Regions from separate parts of the Homo sapiens genome. Here region 2 is linked to region 1. A link is a contact called in ENCODE Hi-C or POLR2A ChIA-PET data. All regions are on one chromosome and are shown on one strand. Each heading gives the region's core, a stretch centred on a gene start or an enhancer-like site at or near the end of the contact. The rest is flanking DNA. Distances are from core to core; before and after follow the strand shown.

Evidence for each region. A loop is a pair of places that touch in the nucleus more often than their neighbours do. ChIA-PET counts read pairs that join two places held with the same protein, here RNA polymerase II (POLR2A). Pooled maps may share reads with other maps.
Region 2: a loop to region 1 is called in a map of naive thymus-derived CD4-positive, alpha-beta T cell, with 2.3 times the contacts of the local background. The contact joins two enhancer-like sites. A Hi-C loop is called at or near these places in 3 of 168 maps with a recorded cell type or tissue (K562, endothelial cell of hepatic sinusoid and naive thymus-derived CD4-positive, alpha-beta T cell) and 5 of 50 pooled maps. POLR2A ChIA-PET finds 5 or more read pairs at or near these places in 9 of 52 experiments (AG04449, AG04450, GM12878 and 6 more).

The regions. Positions count from the first base shown.
Region 1 is chr12:94,939,506-94,944,270 of GRCh38, forward strand. No RefSeq gene overlaps it. Among named protein-coding and RNA genes, the nearest start is that of NDUFA12, 62 kb to the right of the region's middle. RefSeq lists a silencer at 2,050-2,099. Within about 2 kb of position 2,111, at least 4 of the 41 ENCODE cell types and tissues checked have a DNase peak (open chromatin) inside an H3K27ac peak, as active enhancers do.
Region 2 is chr12:94,985,373-94,990,631 of GRCh38, forward strand. All of the region lies in intron 3 of NDUFA12 (NADH:ubiquinone oxidoreductase subunit A12), which reads right to left. Among named protein-coding and RNA genes, the nearest start is that of NDUFA12, 16 kb to the right of the region's middle. RefSeq lists an enhancer at 3,989-4,500. Within about 2 kb of position 2,564, at least 2 of the 41 ENCODE cell types and tissues checked have a DNase peak (open chromatin) inside an H3K27ac peak, as active enhancers do.

The DNA.
Region 1 (4,765 bases), core at 861-3,360:
ATAAGCAAGTTAATGACTTTCCAAGGCCCGAAGAAAGAAGATCCAGGTGAATAAGTTTTTGTTTTTTGTTTTTTGTTTTTGAGACGGAGTCTCACTCTGTCACCCAGGCTGGAGTGCAGTGGCGTGATCTCTGCTCACTGCAACCTCCGCCTCCCGAGTTCAAGCAATTCTCCGGCCGCAGCCTCTTGAGTAGCTGCGATTACAGGCACCCGCCACCAGGCCGGGCTAATTTTTGTATTTTTAGTAGAGATAAGGTTTCACCGCGTTGGCCAGGCTGGTCTCAAACTCCCAGCCTCAGGTGATTCGCCCGCCTCGTCCTCCCAAAGTGCTGGGATTACAGGCGTGAGCCTCCGTGCCTGGCCCCAGGTGAATAAGTTTTGTAGGAGACAGAGATAGTATTTAGGAAGAAGCAAGGGATAGAGCCTAAGTGGATAGCCAGAGTGAAGCCCAAGAGGGCTGGAGGCCGCAGGAGGGGAGGCTCTGAAATATCCAAAGGAAGCTCAGAGGGCACAAAAGAGAAGGTCTGGCTTCTTTCCAAACGTTAGTGTCCATGAAATGGAGCCATCTAACCTCCAGAGAGTAGCGAGAGCCTCTCATCAAATGCCCTTCCCTAGCTAAAGCAGGGGCCCTGGAGCCACAGTTACACTCAGGCAAGCTCATTCTCATTTTTAGGCCTTATTGATGTGTATAGGTAGCAATGATATGACAATGAGAGGAAAGACATTGGGACTTTGGAGCCAGTCTTCAGGATGAATCCTGCTTCTTCCACTTACTGGCTTAGGAATTACTTAAATTCCCTGAGAATCAGCTTATTCATTCATAGAATGGGTTAATATCAACTTAAGGTAACACCATATACCATGGTAATTCCTATTAGGTAAGTAGGTGCTATGGATTGGATATTTGTGACACCCACCCCACCCCACCCAGAATTCATATGTTGAAATTTAAACCCCAATGTGATGGTATTAGGAGGTAGGGCCCTTTGGGAGGTGATTAAGTCATGAGAGCAGAGCCCTCATGAATGGGGTTGGTGCCTTATAAAAGAGGCCCCAGAAAGCTCTAGCCCCCATTCTGCCGTCTAAGGATACAAGAAGTTGGCAGTCTGCAACTCATAAGAGAGCCTGCCATCAGGCCAGGGATGGTGGCTCATGCCTGTAATCCCAAAACTTCGGGAGGCCAAGGCAAGTGGATCAGTTGAGGTCAGGAGTTCGAGACCGGCCTGGCCAACATGCTGAAACCCGTCTCTACTAAAGATACAAAATTAGCTGGTGGCGCATGCCTATAGTCCCAGCTACGTGGGAGTCTGAGGCAGGAGAATCGCTTGAACCTGGGAGGCAGAGGTTGCAGCGAGCCGAGATTGCGGCACTGTACGCCAGCCTGTGCGACAGAGTGAAACTCCATCTCAAAAAACACACACAAAAAAAGAAGAAAGCCTGCATCAGAAGCCAACCATGCTGGCACCCTGATCTTGGACTTCCAGTCTCCAGAACTTTGAGAAATAAATTTCTGCTGTTTATAAGCCACCCAGCCTGTGATACCCTGTTAGGGCAGCCCACTGCCTACAACAGCAGGTAATACTTAATGCCGTGTCCAGCACACAGTTACATGTTCCATAGATGTTCATGTCCTTCTTCCATCCCTAATTCCAGTCCTGTGCTCTGCCTACCCTGGAGTGAGCATGTTGCTGTTTCATTTATTCTGCTCCCTGAATTTGAGATGTCAGAGGTCAGTGCCTTCTTTTTAGCCAGCACTGTAAGAATTTGTAGCCTTTATTTTCACACTGCCCCTCCTCTGAGGCTCTCTAAGGGCTTAGCAGCCTCCAAGGGGGAAATGTAAACAATTTCTATTTTACCAAGAGGGAAGCTGGAACACAATGCAAGATCAGCTGTTTTTCCCAAAAAAAAAAAAAAAAGAAATTTCAAATTTTCTTCCATTCCCATGGTTCATTCCACTGTGTAAACGGCTGTCCTGGAAACCAGCCAAGAGCAGCCAGCAATCGGGGACCATTGCGGGCTCCTGGGGACTGCTGAGCAGGGGCTGGCTGGAGGAAGATTTTCAGTCATCGCATCTTCTGCAACCCTCTCAGACTGCCCCTCCCAAATGATGACACGTTCAGCTCAAGAGTCATTTCATTCTGAAACAATTGCCAAGCACCAGGCGTGCCCAGCCTGTGGATAGGAATGAATGACGTGCTTCCTCTGATCTATGTCTGTCCCTTTGAGAAAACACTCACTGCTAAGTGATGTTAACCTCTTGTATCACCTCCTATTTTTAGCCTCTTGAGTGAGTGATAAATCAGGTTATAATCTGACAGGATGTTTAAAGACATATTAGAATCAAATTAAATGACAGGGCCTCAGACATCATACACACTTTTAAAGAACAGAGCCAGAACACATTATCCCCGCCCAGTTTCAATGCATACCCATTGAAACCTAGTTTTTGTAAAAGGACTTGGCTTATGTCATAAGGTTGACTCTAAGATTAACTATGTCTCCTCCAATTTTAATCAAGCCCCATGTACCCAGCCAGCTCATTCCAAAAGCTGGAGACCGAGATGATTTCTCTGGAATATTATCATTATGCTGTGAGCTCAGACACTGCTGGTAGAAACCATACTCTCATCCATATCTGTAGGGAGCACCTACTTCATGACAGCCACTGCCTGAGGCACTGTGGGGACAGTGGTGAACACAGAAGACATCATTCTTACCCTTGTGGAGCTAGCTTAGTGAGGAGATAGATGTTAAGCAAACAACCCAATAAATAAATGGCTGGGTCACTGGGTTCCACTGCTGAAATTATGCTATTTGGCGTCTGTTTTAGTCTCTCTCTTCATCCATCCCTTATAGCTGTCTTCTATTTGGCTTCATTTTCCATAAGATTCTACATGACTAAGGTGGCCACTTGCAGCTCCTGACTACTGCGGTGCTAATGAATGATGACCCCAGAGCAATGACTGTCCCCAGAGTACCACCAAAGTTTCAAGGAGGAGGCTGACTGGCCCGATTCAGATCACTTGCCCGTTCCTGGACCCATTGTGGAGAACTGCAGAAGAAATAATCCGGCCAGCCCAGGTCGCATGCACACTCTCAAGGTGGGAAGAGGGAGGGGTGGTGTTGGTGCCCCCGGCACCTTATGGCAGAGCAGGATTCCGATGGCACAGGAGAGAGTGGTTTCCCAAATGAAAGGATGGTAGCTAGTGAATGTTTGTCCACAAGTGTTAGAGAGTTGATGTTTAAAGTTGGTCAAGTCAAAGAAGAAAAGAGGCAGCACTGTAAATTGTGGGTTTTTTTGGTGTTTCTTCCACCTCGTCTTGAGTTGTGCAACATGGTAGAAAGAGAGAGGCCTTCAGAACCAGGCAGATGTGGGCCCACATCCTGCCCCCATCACTTCTTAGTGGCTATGTGGCCTTGTGCAAGTCATCTAACCCTCTCTGAGACAGTTCCTTGCTGGTATCATGGCAATAGAAGCTCCGTATGGGAAGATGAAGTGATAGGATTTTTTTTTTTTTTTTGAGTTTTGCTCTGTCACCCAGGCTGGAGTGAAGAGGTGCGATCTCGGCTCACTGCAACCTCCACCCCCCAGGTTCAAGCAATTCTCCTGCCTCAGCCTCCCAAGTAGCTGGGATTATGGGTGCCTGCCACTAAGGCCAGCTAATTTTTGTATTTTTAGTAGAGACGGGATTTCACCATGTTGGCCAGGCTGGTCAAGTGACAGAATTTAAAGAAGTAGGCCAGGCGTGGTGGCTCATGCCTGTAATCCCAGCACTTTGGGAGGCCAAGGCAGGCAGATCACGAGGTCAAGAGATAGAGACCATCCTGGCCAATATGGTGAAACCTTGGCTCTACTAAAAATACAAAAATTAGTTGGGTGTGGTGGCGCACGCCTGTAGTCCCAGCTACTTAGGAGGCTGAGGCAATAGAATCGCTTGAACCTGGGAGGCAAAGGTTGCAGTGAGCAGAGATTGTGCCACTGCACTCCAGCCTGGTGACAGAGCGAGACTCCATCTCAAAAAAAAAAGAATAATAATAAGAAGAAGAATTTAAAGAAGTACCTCATTACTGGGAGCACTGGAGGTACCTACTGGATGGTGGGTATTTAGAAATCTCCCTGGAGTATCATGTCCTGTAACAAGCTTTGTAAATAGTCTCCAGAACTGTGCAGTGGGACGAGTGAGTGATGCTTACAGACAAGAGAAAGAAACAAAATATAAACAAATAAATAAATAAGCACTTCCATATTCTGATAAGTGCTCTGATGGAAATAAACAATGTGACAAGATGATACAGAGTAATAAGGGTGGAGGTCTCCTTAGACAGGTGAGACCAGAAAAGCATCCATGGGAAGATGACCTGTGAACTGAATCCTGAAAGATCAGAAAGGGATTGCTATGCAAAGAATACAGGCAGAGGATTCTAGACAGAGGTAACAGGAAGTGCAAAGACCACAAGGCAGGAAAGGGGTGGGCGTGTTGAAGAAACAGAAGGAAGGCCAGTGGTTTGAATGGTGAGATTAAAGAGGTGGGTAGGAAACAGATCATAGAAGGCCTTCTTCTTTTTTTTTTTTTTTTTTTTTTTTTTGAGACGGAGTCTCGCTCTGTCGCCCAGGCCGGACTGCGGACTGCTGTGGCGCAATCTCGGCTCACTGCAAGCTCCGCTTCCCGGGTTCACGCCATTCTCCTGCCTCAGCCTCCCGAGTAGCTGGGACTACAGGCGCCCGCCGCCGCGCCCGGCTAATTTTTTGTATTTTTAGTAGAGAC
Region 2 (5,259 bases), core at 1,314-3,813, 46 kb after region 1:
CCAGCACGTTGGGAGGCCGAGGTGGGTGGATCACGAGGTCAGGAGATCAACACAATCCTGGCTAACATGGTGAAACCTCGTCTCTACTAAAAAAATACAAAAAATTTAGCTGGGCATGGTGGTCAGCGCCTGTAGTCCCAGCTACTCAGGAGGCTGAGGCAGGAGAATGACGTGAACCTGGGAGGTGGAGCTTGCAGTGAGCTGAGATCACGCCACTGCACTCCAGCCTGGGAGACAGAACAAGACTCCATCTCAAAAAAAAAAAAAAAAAAAAAGCGGTTGGCAGGGACAAAGTACCCAGACATTTCTCAGAAGACATACAAATGGTCAACAGCTATATGAAAAAAATGCTCATTGTCACTAATCATCAGGGAAACCAGATCAGACTGTGCAACATAGCAAGAGCTCACTTCTACTAAAAATAAAAATAGGCCAGGCACAGTGGCTCACACCTGTAATCCCAGCACTCTGGGAGGCCGAGGTGGACAGATCACCTGAGGTCAGGAATTTGAGACCAGCCTGGCCAATATGGTGAAACCCCGTCTCTACTAAAAATACAAAAGTTAGCTGGGCATGGTGGTGTGCACCTGTAATCCTAGCTACTCAGGAGGCTGAGGCAGGAGAATCGCTTGAACCCGGGAGGCAGAGGTTGCGGTGAGCTGGGATCACGTCACTGCATCCCAGTCTGGGCGACAAGAGCATAACTCTGTCTCTAAATAAATAAATAAATAAATAAATAAATAAGCTAGTCTCAGCTACTCAGGAGGCTGAGTTGGGAAGATCGCTTGAGCACAGCATATTGAAGCTGTAGTGGGCTATTAATGTGCCACTGAACTCCAGCCTGGGAGACAGAACAAGACCCTGTCTTCAAAAGAAAAAAAAAGAAAAACAAGCAGAGTAGAATGGTGGTTACCACGGGCAGGAGGAGTGGAGAGTATAAGAAAGAGGAGATGTTGATAAAAGAGTACAAAATTTCAGTTAGGAGGACTAAGCTTTAGTGCTCTACTGCACAGAATGGTGACTGTAATAAATAATAATTCACTGTATATTTGGAAATTGCTAAAATAATTTTAAGTGTTTTTACCACAAAAAAATGATAAGTATGTGAGGTAATTGATTTACTAATTGGCTTGATTTAATCATTCCACAATGTAAACATGTATCAAAACATCATATTGTACCCCACAAATATATACAATTATTATTTGTCAATTAAAAATAAAATTTTAGCCTGGGCAACACTGTGAGACCCCTATCTCCTAAAAAAAAACCAGCAGGTTGTGGTGATGCACCCCTGTAGTCCCAGCTACTTGGGAGGCTGAGGCAGGAGGATGGCTTAAGCCCAGGAGGTTGAGGCTGGAGTGAGCTGTGAAAGCACCAGTGCACTCAGCCTGGGCGACAGAGTGAGACCCTATCTCAAATAAAATATTTTTAAAAACTGAGAACCCCTCCCCTCTAAAAACCTCCAAAGAACTCCAAATGCAGCTTGAATGGGTTCCAACTAGTCAAATTGAGCCCAATTTGAACAATAAAAGAACCATTTAAAGCAATGGATTATAACCCATTGATTAAAATAGGAGTTGATACAGATACAAATAATGAATTAAAGCTTTGATGAGTAAGGGGATACTTACATAACCTCAAAGTGTCTCCCCACAAAATGCTAATTAATTTCAAAGGGAAAATTAGTAACTTTAGAATGGAGAAAACCGGCAGACCCCTTAATCACGTGATAGAGGTTTTCATTAATAATAGGACAAAAACAAATCAGCTGCTACTTAATAGAGTGCAACAAGAAAAACATGGCTTCAGTGACAGGAATGTCACAGAAGCATAGCCTGAACCTAGTCATGAGGAAACATTCAACAAACTCACTGAGGGACCTTCAACAATATAACTGTCAAGTAATTTTCAAAAGCGTCAAGGTCATGAAAATCACAGAAAAGTTGAGGAACCAATCAAGTGTGAAGGAGACTAAAGAACTTGAGATCCATATGAAATGTGTGATTGGATCTCTCTATAAAGGACACTGTTGGGACAACTGACGAAACCTGAGTGGCTGAAGTTCAGAACACGCTGCTCCAAAATATGCAGCTCTGGCATATGGACTATGCTGAGTTAAAGGCACTTGAACAACAGCAGGCACGGCTGGGTGTGGTGGCTCATGCCTGTAATCTCAGCACTTTGGGAGGCCAAGGTAGGCAGATCACTTGAGGCCAGGAGTTCAAGACCAGCCTGGCCAACATGATGAAACCCCGTCTCTACTTAAAATACAAAAATTCGCCAGGTGTAGTGGCACATGCCTGTAATCCCACCTACTTGGGAGGCTGAGATAGGAGGATCATTTGAGCCCAGGAGGTCGAGGCTGCAGACTGTACCACTGCACTCCAGCCTGGGTGACAGGGCAGGACATTGTCTCAAAAAAAAAAAAAAAAAAAAAAAAAGGTAAAGAAAAACAGCAGGCACAAGAATAATATGGCCTTTTTCTTTCTGAAAGCAGGAGAAAAAATTCCCACATCAAAGATATCCTCCCTATACCAGAAGGAAACTATCATTCTACATCAAGGACAGGAAATTGAGGTCAAGGGAAATCTGCACAAACGTTGTTAAATTAACTTTTATCTTCTTAGTCACTTCTCCACCCAATTAACCTACTCAAGCCCAAGTCCCTTTGTCTTCTCATTTTCAGTGTTCTACTCCTTGTCCAATTCAGTATCTAAGTGTTCAACATGAACTGCATCTTTGGGTCTTCATCCCTTATGAGGGCTCCACATCACGGAACTCTTATATTAAATAAATTTGTATGCTTTTCTCCTGTTAACATGTCTTTAATTCTCAAGCCCAACCAAAAAGCCCTAAGAGGATAAGGGTAAAATTTTGCCTCCCTTTCATAGTGTATCTTTGTTACTTTCCTGATATTTATGGTCATATTGTGGTTATGTAGGACAATGTTCTTGTTTGCAAGACGTACACACTAAAGTATTCAGGAGTGATGGGGCATCAATTTGGCAACTTACTTTTATTAAAATATTAGTAATGATTCTGAAAGTTCGGGATTATTCCAAATGTTAAAAAACTGTAAATCAGATCACACCCTATCTTACCTTCCAGTGACTTCCAAATAAATTCAGACAAAAAGCCGAAGTATGTACCATGGCTTACTGAAAGATTCTCCCTGAGGCCTGAAAGCTTGAAGAGATGAATAACTCCTCCCTTCTCAGGCCCAGTCCCAAGCTTGGGCCAGCAGCGTGGGTCAGCAAGACAGCAGAAGCAGGAAGAGAGCTGGCCGAAAGACACATACCCCCTTGAAGATTGAGGGGCAGGCCGTCCAGGTACTATGTAGCAGTTACATCAGACTGAGACACTTCCTGTTTACAGGAGACTATAAAACCCCTGCCCCATCCTCATTTGGTGCTAACGCCATTTTAGGCATCAGCCCACCTGCACCCAGGCGCTCATTAAAACAGTGTGTTGCTCCACACTGCCATGTTGTCTGCTGATGCACTCTCAGGGTTCGAGCCGATACAAGAACCTTTCATCTTACAACATCTACATGATTTGGGCCCTAGCTATTTCTCCTACCTCGTTTCTTAACATCTTCCCCTCACTCATTCCATTCCAGCCAAACTGGCCATACTGCTGTTCTTTGAACAGACCAAGCAATACATCTCAAACATACAGGCTTTGCACCTGTGGTTCCCTCTGCCTGGAACGCTTTCTCCCCGCTTCTACGTCTTTCCTCAAATGTCACTTTCTCAAAGAAGCTTTCTCTAACTGCTGTATAAAACAGCCACCTGACCCTTCCATTGCTCTTGATTCCCATGAGGCCCAGCTTCATATTATCTTCCTTGCATTTTTCATTACCACAATTATATAAAGGATGTTTTTCTGCCTTCCCCTATGAAAACAAGGACCTTGTTTTATTCACTGCTTTACCCCAGGTTCTTGGCACCTGGTAGGTACTAAATAGTTATTTGAATAGGGATGATAAATTGTATCTGTACAATTACTCTCTACACGTGATAATACCTAGCTCTCTAATTAGAGATATATCAACCCAACATCAAATTTATTCATGAATCAAAGGTAAGAATCCACAGATTTAGAATTCCACAGTGTGTCACGGTCAACAAAGAGGGGTTTGAGAAACAAACAGCTAAGCTTGTTCAACACCATTTCTCCCTAAAAAGATTCATCACAAGCCGTGAAGCTTCCCATACAAATAAGGGTCATCAAAGGTACTCAGACCTTAGGAGGCTCCTCTCCACAAAGAAATGCAGCTTTGAATCCTCACTTGCCCTTAGGCACCTGCTGGAGTGATCTTCTACAGCTCTTAGCTTCATTTTCATGTGGTCTCAGATCAAATAAAAGGACTTGCTCCACTGAATAGAACTTTTAGCTTTTCAGGTTTTTACTATTTTATAATTTTAAACATAATTAATCGCACATAATTGAAATCACACCCCTACCCCTCATCTCCCAAAATGTGGCCCCTGAGCACCAATGTTAGATGAACATTTTGAAGCAGGTAGATGTCAATCTGAATAAGACAGCTCACATGCCTTCTATAGCCTCCCAGGACCAATTCCACCCAAGAAACAATCTCTCAGTTAAACAAAAACCAGGACACCTCAGCTCCTAAAGCCTGAATTCCATGTTGACACCTTGGTCTCAAATAGTCCTCCTAACATATAGAATGCCCCTTTGGAGAAGGTTGATGGTTCTAAACCTAAAACCAAAGCTCAATGCATGCTGGGCTTAATACCTAGGTGATAGGATGATCTGTGCAGCAAACCATCATGGCACATGTTTACCTATGTCAACCTGCACATCCTGCACATGTACCCTGGAGCTTAGAATAAAAGTTGAAGGAAAAAAATAAAGAGACATAGAATGTGGAAAAAAAAAAAACAAAAAAACCCCACAGCTCCTCAGACCTTAACGGAACCACAGGTTGTTATTTCCCACTAAAAAGAGTGCAACAGCAATCCCCAAATGATGTAGCATGAGAAAGCTCCTAATCAGTGCTGCTTTCTCACGGTAAGAACCAAAGAGCTTTTTTTATTCAGAGACAGGGTTTCACTCTGTCACCCACGCTGGAGTACAGTGGTGCAATCATACCTCCTTGCAACCTCAAACCCCTGGGCTGAAGGGATCCTCCCACCTCAGCCTCCCAAGTAGCTGGAACTACAGGCATGTACAACCATGCCTGGCTAATTTTCTAAAACTTTTTTTATTTATAGAGATGAGGCCTTGTTA